Regions from separate parts of the Homo sapiens genome. Here all the other regions are linked to region 3. A link is a contact called in ENCODE Hi-C or POLR2A ChIA-PET data. All regions are on one chromosome and are shown on one strand. Each heading gives the region's core, a stretch centred on a gene start or an enhancer-like site at or near the end of the contact. The rest is flanking DNA. Distances are from core to core; before and after follow the strand shown.

Evidence for each region. Hi-C counts contacts between places; a loop is a spot of excess contacts on that map. ChIA-PET counts read pairs that join two places held with the same protein, here RNA polymerase II (POLR2A). Pooled maps may share reads with other maps.
Region 1: a pooled map shows a loop between it and region 3 (3-fold over the local background). The contact joins the promoter of ADCY6-DT here to the promoter of PRKAG1 in region 3. A Hi-C loop is called at or near these places in 1 of 50 pooled maps. POLR2A ChIA-PET finds 5 or more read pairs at or near these places in 3 of 52 experiments (Caco-2, GM10248 and HEK293T).
Region 2: a loop to region 3 is called in a map of naive thymus-derived CD4-positive, alpha-beta T cell, with 14 times the contacts of the local background. The contact joins the promoter of CACNB3 here to the promoter of PRKAG1 in region 3. A Hi-C loop is called at or near these places in 1 of 168 maps with a recorded cell type or tissue (naive thymus-derived CD4-positive, alpha-beta T cell) and 8 of 50 pooled maps. POLR2A ChIA-PET finds 5 or more read pairs at or near these places in 3 of 52 experiments (GM12878, PC-9 and activated CD4-positive, alpha-beta T cell).

The regions. Positions count from the first base shown.
Region 1 is chr12:48,787,377-48,790,452 of GRCh38, reverse strand. ADCY6-DT (ADCY6 divergent transcript) reads right to left here and starts at 1,306. Exons shown (of 3, transcript NR_110019.1): 1 at 1,226-1,306; 2 at 334-468; 3 at 1-140. It overlaps ADCY6 (adenylate cyclase 6), which reads left to right and starts at 1,364. Exons shown (of 22, transcript NM_015270.5): 1 at 1,364-1,547. RefSeq lists an enhancer at 2,417-2,961.
Region 2 is chr12:48,817,117-48,819,854 of GRCh38, reverse strand. It overlaps CACNB3 (calcium voltage-gated channel auxiliary subunit beta 3), which reads right to left and starts at 1,359. Exons shown (of 13, transcript NM_000725.4): 1 at 881-1,359. The coding sequence starts at 925. RefSeq lists a silencer at 1,092-1,561.
Region 3 is chr12:49,017,233-49,020,064 of GRCh38, reverse strand. It overlaps PRKAG1 (protein kinase AMP-activated non-catalytic subunit gamma 1), which reads left to right and starts at 1,289. Exons shown (of 12, transcript NM_002733.5): 1 at 1,289-1,333. The coding sequence starts at 1,325. KMT2D (lysine methyltransferase 2D) reads left to right here. Exons shown (of 55, transcript NM_003482.4): 55 at 1-1,087. It overlaps DDN-AS1 (DDN and PRKAG1 antisense RNA 1), which reads right to left. Exons shown (of 2, transcript NR_147179.1): 2 at 825-1,829. RefSeq lists enhancers at 886-1,085, 1,658-2,248.

The DNA of each region.
Region 1 (3,076 bases), core at 57-2,556, 230 kb after region 3:
GCTGATAAATGTTGGAAACTGGCTTTCCCAACTCTTCTTTTCCTTGCCTGAAGCTCTGTCCTGGACTTAGGAATCCCAGTGGTGATTTGGAGTGGACAAGACTTGAGTCTTGAAGGACAGGACTGCAGGGAGGGCTGGTCCTGAGGAGGAAGCATCTTCAGATACCTAGGTCTTGGGATCTTGGGTGGGGAATAGGCTGCTTGGGGAAGGGCTGAATTGGAAGGAGGAGCTAGAGGTCTGACTGAGGGAATGGAGAGGGGGCCTCAAAAGGAAGCCAGGCAGGCTGCCTTCTTCCCAGCTCCAGAATGGCACCCCCTCTAAAGTCACACTCACCTACGTACATCCTGGAGTGAAACTCCTTCTCCTTTCTGCTTCCACCATTACTCTAATCCTCAAAGGGTTAACCAGCTTTCACACGATTTTCCCATCTCCCAGGTAACTTGGGCAGCTGCTCCGTGCTGGAAATAACTAAAGACCCAGTTTCTCAGTTCGTGCACTTAGCAATGCACCCCAGTAGCCCCTCCAACCCCCAGCAGAGAAGCACAGCCCTTTGGGTAAAAGATGCCTGGGGGTGAGGCTGCAAGTTGGCAGGTGCGGGGGAGGGGCTCCCAGAGAGTAGGGCGGGGGGTTGTGGGGGCGGCAGGGAGAGTGCCCCTTCCCTGGGTCCCTCCACTGGGCCCCGAGGTTCGCCTCGGGGCCGCTGCCCCAGAGACTGGGGGGAAGAGGAAAGAAGTGGTGTGCGGGCAAGCAGGCCGCACACACCTGGCGCCTTGTGGAATGAGAGCTTAATTAATTATTAAACTGAGTTCCCGCGGGAGGGCGCAGGGCCGTGACAGGCAGGGCGGGAATGGCTAGGTGGGGGCTGGGGCTGGGGCAGGGGCAGGGAGGAATTGGGGATGAAGAGTGGGCGCGGGGCGCCGGCCCAACCCCTGGGACCCTGACAGGAAGGAAGGCGACCCTCGGTGGGCGGGGCGGGGGATGTAGCCGTGAGGGGTGGGTTTGCGGGCGCGCTCGGGGACCCCCGGGGTGAGGGCGGGAGAGGAATGCCGGAGGAGGCGGCCGGGGTGAAGGGAAGGGGACCGGGCTGCGAGGTCCCCTCCCCGCGGGGTCTTGATCCCAGAACAGTAGCTGCTTGTCTTCCCAGGACTGGGGGAGGAAGCGGCCGGAGGAGAGGAGGGGGCGCGCGGAGGGAGGGGTCCCATTATTTGGCCTCCTCCGCCCCTACCCCGCTGCTAGGAAGGGGAGTGGGCAACTCGGCCCCCACTTCTGGGGAGGGGGAGGGGGATGCCCAGACAAAAGGAGCTTGTGCCTTTAAGGCGGGGAGTCCGGGAGCCAGCGGGGAGGGGACTTCTGGATCCGGGGTAGAGGGCGGCTGCGCTGGACAGCTCGGGAGGGGGCGAGGGCCGGGCGGACGGCGGACGGCGGACGGCGGGCGGGACGGCCAGGACGCGCGGGCTCGGAGGACCGCGGGACGGCCGGCCGGCCGGCCGGAGCCCGCGGGGGCGGCGGGGCGGGGGCCCAGGGCAGGCGCGGAGCCGGGCCGGCAGGTGAGCGCGCTGAGGGCTAGGGGAAGTGGCCGCTCGGGCTCCCGGTGCGCCAGGATTGGAACGCACCCGAGCGGCTCTCGACAAGAGTTTGTGGGTGGGGGCGCCGAAGCCTTGGACGGGTCGTCTCGGCAGTGTTGCCCGAGGGAGTTGGGGTTGGCAAAGGGAAGTCATGGAGGCAGTGGGATCGAGGACTCCTAGGTCCGGCGCTCGCCACCCCCGTCGCCCGCCGCCTGCCTCCCTCCACGGGGCGAGTTCCAGGCTGGCCCGGAGGCCAGGAGGATCTGGCACGTACTGGGGGAGGGGCTGGCCTGAGTTTTTTGCTGCGGGGCTGTGGGGTGTCTCCGAGTTTGGGGGAGATTCCATTTAGGGGAGAGGAACCGGCCTGGGCAGAGGGAGGGATGCCCTCTGTCTGCGGGAGTCCCTCTCCTTCCCCTCACCCAAAACCTTGGGAATGAAAGGGGTGGGGTCGGCTCCCCACATCCCCCAAGGCCTGCCGCAGGGTGGGCAGGGGAGCTGACTTTATTCAAAGCAGACTCTGGGGCTCGACTGAAAGGCTAGAGGTGGAATCAGGCGTGGGAGCCTCTTTGCCCATATCCTCTCCTTACCAGATTACCCCTGTGAGCTGGAGGGACCTGGTGGGGGTTGCATAGTAAAGGGTGATGTGGGAGCCCTCTGTAATCTTTAGGGAGAGTGAGGACTGGGGATGGGAGAAGGCGGCAGCGGGCACTGGACCGACAGATACAGGCCCTGGGTAGGCTCCTCTACATCTGGAAAGGCCCAGAATTGAAGAATTGAGGCCCATGTCCGAGTATGGTGGGTGGTGCTGGCACTGCTGGGCCCCGCCTGGGCAGTGCCTCTTACCATGAACTTTCTGAAGTCGTTTTTAATCCCCTGGAGCCTCCTTTTGCCAAGGAGGGCAGGGGCAGATGGGCCCTGGGGATGGGATAGACAGGAGGTGGCCAGGAAGGCTTGGCAAGGCAGTGGGCAGAGCCATCCTTAGGGCTGGGCCTTGGCCTTGGCTGGTTCCAAACTCTGGTCTCAGCCTGATCAGGGTTTGGGAGGGACTTGAGGTCTGGGAGGCACTGAGCCTGGGCCTGCCAGGCTGAATGGGACATGGCTGTGGCTGTGGGAGCCGGTGGTATGAAGAACAGCAGATCTGTGAGAGTGCAAATGGACCAACACTCAGGGGAGGAGAAGGTAGAGGCACAAGGCTTAGGAGCCTGACTCTGGGGAGGAGGGAGGTGGTCTGTGCTCCCAGGGCTCATAGTGATGGGTTGCTGGACAAAGTGGGTTGGGGGACCATATAGAGAAATTTTGTGGCTTGGAACAGTGCTCTACCCTGTTTCCTGCCATACCAGTCTGGCATGGGGTGCCAGAAATGTTGGGAGGCCGGCAAGTTCTGCGGGATGGGCAGTGCCTGGAGTGGAGCCCAGGGTGGGATGGTTGCAGTTGGTTGGACAATTACATAGCTCTGAAGCTATCCCCTTGGGGGGGGTCAGAGTGTTCCTGGGAGGGTCATGCATTCTCCT
Region 2 (2,738 bases), core at 110-2,609, 200 kb after region 3:
TCTGAGCTCCGGGAATCACTGCTTAATGAGCTGATTTGTCTCAGTGGGTCAGGAGATAAAAGCAAAGAGGAGAATTAAATATTTATCGGTTGCCTGTTTCTCTGAGCAAAGCGCTTCCTCTCCATCCCCAGGCCCTCAGCTCCTCTGGCCTCACCTCCAGGCCCTCCATGCTGGGCAAGAGCTCAGGATGCCCGCTGCAGAGGAAGCCTCAGCAGGGGGCTGTGGAATAGATGGGGCTCAGTCACCTGGCCTACCCATGTGCTGGGCGCCCAGGTTTCAGCCTGGGAGAGAAACTGGGCTAGAGAAAGGGTGAGGAGATGAGGCAATGCGCAGAGATGGAGGGGGTGGAAGGGAATAATGGAGCTCCTCAAGTTTTAGGATCCGTCTGTCTGAAGAGGTTGGCCCCTGGCTCCCTGATGTCCTCTCAGCTCCCTGATGTGTCGTTTGCTTGAGGCACAAGAGGTCTAGAATGTCTGCCTCCCCAACCACCTCGGCGGCTCTCCTAGCTGTTGTGTTCAGACCCCAGAAATCCAGAATTTGGAACTCCAGACATGGCGTGTTCCCTCTCCAGAGCCTCTGTGCCCTCGGCCTCCAGCCCTGCCTTCTCCCACCCCTCTTTCCTGGGCCGTGGAGCCACCTGCTTGAGCCCTTCCCCTATACTGCCCCCTCTCTGCACACACCCGATGCCCCAGGGTCTGAGTCTGGGTCGCTGGGGAACGCTTGGCATGAAAATCCATCTCCCCACGTTCTTAGAGCGCCCCCCTACAAACCCTGCCCTGCCACTGAGGCGTTTTTCAAAGTCCTGAACCGGGGAAAGGGTTGAAGGGAGAGGAGGTGTCACCCCAACTTCCCCGCCCCCACCCTCATCGTGGGCACTCACCGCCTCCGAGTCCTCAAACCCGGGCACGTAGGAGTCGTCATACATGGGGGAGTCCGGGTCGGGGGAGCGAGCGGCGCCGGGGGCGGGAGCGGCCCGGAGGCAGGGGCAAGGACTGCGGGCCGCGCCCGGGAGATGCCACCGAGCCCCGCAGCCCTGCGGGCGGCGGCAGGGAGCGAGAGAGCGCGAAGGAGGGAGCGAGCCGCGAAGACCAGCTGCTCGGAGCTCAGATCACCGCTCCCCCCACCCCACCCCCCCAAACCCAGCCGGTCCCACCCCGAGCGCGGCTGAGGAATCTGGCGCCGGCTCCTACAACAATAGTGCCCGCCCACCTGACCCCCTCCCCGGGAGAAGGCGGGGGCGGCGAGGGGGCGGCGGCCACCGGGGAGCCCGGGCCAGGCCGGGAGAGGGGAACGAACCCGTGCTAGGTGGAAGGTGGGTCCCCGAGCACCTACGGGGCCGTGGCGGCGGGGAGGAAGGGGAGGAGAGGCTGCGGGCAGGGCGGATCCAGGCAGGGAGGAGGCGGGGCGAGGAGAGATGCGGAGACAGAGACGCTCGGCAACCCAGGAACTACTCCGCCGGGAAACAAAGGGCTGCGGCGGGGGAGGGAGGGGGCGCTGAGACCGCGAGGGAGACGCGACCCGGGCGGAGACTGGAGAGGGCGCAGGTGTCGAGGAAACCGGAGAGAGAGAGGCAGAGGGAGGACGGAGAGGACAGGAAAATGGGGAGACCGTGGGAGACAGAAGAGGCGCGGGAACGAGCGGCAGACGGGGGAGGGGTCCCAGGCGACAGCAGGGCGGGTCTGGGCCCGTGCGTCCCGGAGGCTCCGAAAGCAAACCCCGCAGTGGTCCCGGGGAGGAATGGGCTTGGTGCCCCCAGGCTAATGACAGGACGGCAGCTCCTGCCCCAACAGGTGCCCGGCCCCCTCAGTACGGGGACGCTGCGGCAAAGGCGGTGTTGCCCAACCCTTGAGAAGGGGGGAACTTTCCGTGAGCTGGGTAGGCCTCCCCACACCTGTTGCACGGATAGATTTTGTCTTAGTCCTGCCAGGATGGGGGTTCCCTTCCCCACTTCCCTGCCAAGGATTGTGCCAGACAGTGCCAAGGCATCCGTGGGAACTGGGGCAGAAAGGGGCTGTTTTAGGTGAGCCTAAAGGGAAGGGGAAAGAAGCCAGAGGGTGGAGGTAGGGGGATAGTTGTGGGTGGGATCCTGGCTACACTCGGGTTGGGAGAGGAAAGGGCCAGTCTCCTCGGAGTCACTAGGGTAAGGCCAGATTCTCCCCTTAGCAGAAGGGCTTGTACCACTCTGCACCACTCAGTCTCCTTTACAGGAGCATTGAGATTTGGGGTAAGAGAGCCGCAGCCCTTATCTTGAGGAAACTTTCCCCAAAGATCCACCCATTTGAGCTCTTTCCTTTTTTCATCTCCTGAGCAAAATTCCTTCTTTGATTTTTGACTGCCTACCTTTGTGCCCCACGAGGAGGATGTGCGTAGACAGGGGTTACACTTGGAGGCCTCCTGGTGCCCATGCTCTTGGCCCTGAGCTCAGTCCTTTTCCTTCCCAATTTCTCACACCCGGGAGTTCAGCAATCTGCTCATCCCTCCTTGGCTTGAGGAGAATCAGAAATCCAAAACTCTGACATGGCTTAGTAAGATCTATGGTAGAAAGCACTGTGCATGGGAGAGAGAAAGCCCACCCAAACCAAGTGGCTTCCCACCTGGGTCACTTATCGGTGTTATCTTGGCAAGACAAAGAAGAGCTGCATCTTCAGACTGACATCTTTAGTCTGTCTACTGTGGGTGGCCCAGAGCAGCCCTGCCCAGCACCTTCCTCATGCTGGGTTTGACAAACAACTTTGTTG
Region 3 (2,832 bases), core at 40-2,539:
CCCCAAACCCCTCTCTGGTAGGGAACCGTGGGGATGAAGATGAAGCTTATATGCAGTTCTCTTCTAGGGGCTGTGGGCAAAGGGCATTTTGTAATTAATATTTTCAAGAATCAGATGTCTGGAGTGTAGGGGTGGGCTTGGTGGTGGTGGACGGGCGGGCCTGCTGGAGGGGGAGCTTGGTCGCTGTTGTGATTTTAGGTTTGTTTTTGTTTTGTTTTGAATTTGGGGGGTTGTGGATTGTTGGGGGTAGGGAGATTTTTTTTTTTTAAAGCTGCTTCCTCAACTGTTTCAAGCTGCAAATGTTTAAGAGAATAACAGCCCCCACTCCCACAGGAACCGCTGTAATTAAATCAGACAGTAGGAAGACTGGGCTGCTGCCCTCAAAGCCACAGCCCTTGGATGTTCCTTTTCCGAGAGCAGAAGGTCTAGGCTACAGGGAGGGGGAGATTGGCTCCCGTGAGTCAGGCTGTGTTTGGGGCTTGGGCCCTGGGATTGGGAAAAGGGGATGGGGCAGACTTTGTAAGCATATGCTAGGTATCCGATAGTCCTGTAGAATTTAGTGAAGAAACCTTATACAGTTTTTAATTTTTATATAAACTATAACTCAGACCCAAGCTACAAGGTTGGAATTTTGGTTGGTTTTTTTTTTAAGTACCCTGCCTGTATAATTGCATCAGAATCCCCCACCCCACCCCCCGCCCCCGTGTTTGTATTTTGGGTTGGTTTACACTCGCACATACTCAGTTTTCAGTTTTCCCCTTTACAGTCTTCTCCCCTCACCTCCAGGACCCTCCCCCTTTTTAAAAAATAAATCGCTGACAAGTGTGAATCCCGTGAAGACTTTATTTTGTGTTGTGTGTATCCTGTACAGCAAGGTTGGTCCTTCGTAACAACGGATGAAATGGTTCCCTTTTTTAAAGCGCCCTCTCTCCCTCCACCCTCAGCGCCCCTGTCCTTGGCATGTTTTGTATCAGCGATCATTCTGAACTGTACATATTTATGTTGCGAGAGGCAAAGGGCAAGTTTTGGATTTTGCTTCTTCCAAGTTTGTTTTTAAACGACAAATAAAAAAAGAACATTTTAAATACAAGCGGCTCCGTCCCATGACCCTCGCCGTCAGCCGGATCCGTGCGGTCCGCGAGGACCCGGGGGAGGGCGGTTACCGAGGCCCGCCACCGCCGGAAGGGTGGGTTCCTTGCCTTCCGCCCCAGTCTGGCGACTGCCATGACGTGGGCGGAAGTGGCGTCGCCGCACCGGATGTGGGGCGGGGCCTGCCCCAAGAGAGTTTCCTAAAGCGAGGAAACCAAGCCGGGCGCCTCTTGCAATGGAGACGGTGAGGAGTGCAGGAGGGCGGTCGGGGGCGCTGTGGAGCCTAAGACACCCCCCCAACCCTTAGGAGACCGGGAGGGCCGGGCAGGGGCTGGCGCTGGTGTCTAGCAAACAAAAAGCAGCCGGGTGTCTGCCCTATCCCGTGACCCTGTTCCTCCGCTTCTTCGTTGGGCGCATCTCCTGGAACTGGGCCGCGTCCCCGCCGCCTTTCCGTACGCGGTACCCTTAGCCCAAGCAGGCAGTGACTCCTGGCTCCCTCCTTGGGGCCCACGTATGCCGTGGCAATCTCGGGCCTCCTTTCCTATTGGCACCTCAAGCCCTTTTAGAGGTTTGAGAGCGCAGGGTTGTGAGCCGGCTTTGCTGGGTGAGGCACGGGGCGTCCAGAGGGATCTCCGCTTGCAGGTAGCTCCTGGACCTCGATGGTCTTTCTGTGATCCCTGCAATCCCCGGCAGGAGGACATCTGAAGATCTTTATACTGCGTCCAGTGAAGTCACATTCCCTTAATAAGACCGAGAATTGAGGTTTGCTTGAAAGAGGAAATCTTGCAGTGTTAGAGGCCGATGTGTCCCTGGACAATTTTAGGTCATGGCCCGCTCTGCGACTCTAAGCAGGGGTTTTGGCATAGCTCATTCTTGGCGAGCAGGCATTGACCAATTGTGGCAGGGCCCTGTCACCCTCCCACAGATGCTGCGGGTTGCCTGCTACATGTTTGCACCCACCCTCACTCTCAGGAGTCTTTTTCTAGCGCTCTGTAACCCCTCCCATACACTTCCCTCTCCACAGTTTTTAACCATGTGTCTTCTTTCAGGCAGAGTAACTCTTTCCATCTTGGTTTTTATCATCTGCTACTGTAGTTACGAAAGGACTGCAGGTTCACTTTGCTTTGGATTACATGCCCAGAGTAATTCTTTGCCACACCGTTTCTCTGCTCACAGAGAGGTTGTTTCTTTCAGGTTTTCAAAAAGAAAACCGACCAAAGTACTAAAATGATTCGCAGTTGGTCTCCCAGGCAAGGGAGCCAATTCTGACTAATCAGGATAATCTTAAACAAAAATAAGGAGTCTAATTCCATTAAATTTAAAATGACATGTCATATTCTACTTACTTGTAAATGTATTATGGTTTACAAAGCATTTTTATATAGATTTTCTAATTTAGCCTTTACACTTTATGTACTGGATTAGGCTCTGGGGTAGAAGTTAAAAAGAGGAAAAAGAAAACTCAGCCAGGTGTGGTGGCTCACGCCTGTAATGCCAGTACTTTGGGAGGCCAAGGCAAGTGGATTGCTTGAGCTCAGGAGTTCAGCATCAGCCTGGGCAACATGATGAAAGCCTGTCTCGACAGAAACAAAAATACAAAAATTACCCAGGCGTGGTGGTGGTGGTGTGTGCCTGTAGTCCCAGCTACTCGGGAGGCTCAGGTGGGAGGATCGCTTGATCCAAAGAGGTGGAGGCTGGAGTGAGCTGAGATCATGCCACTGCACTCCAGTCTGAGTGACACAG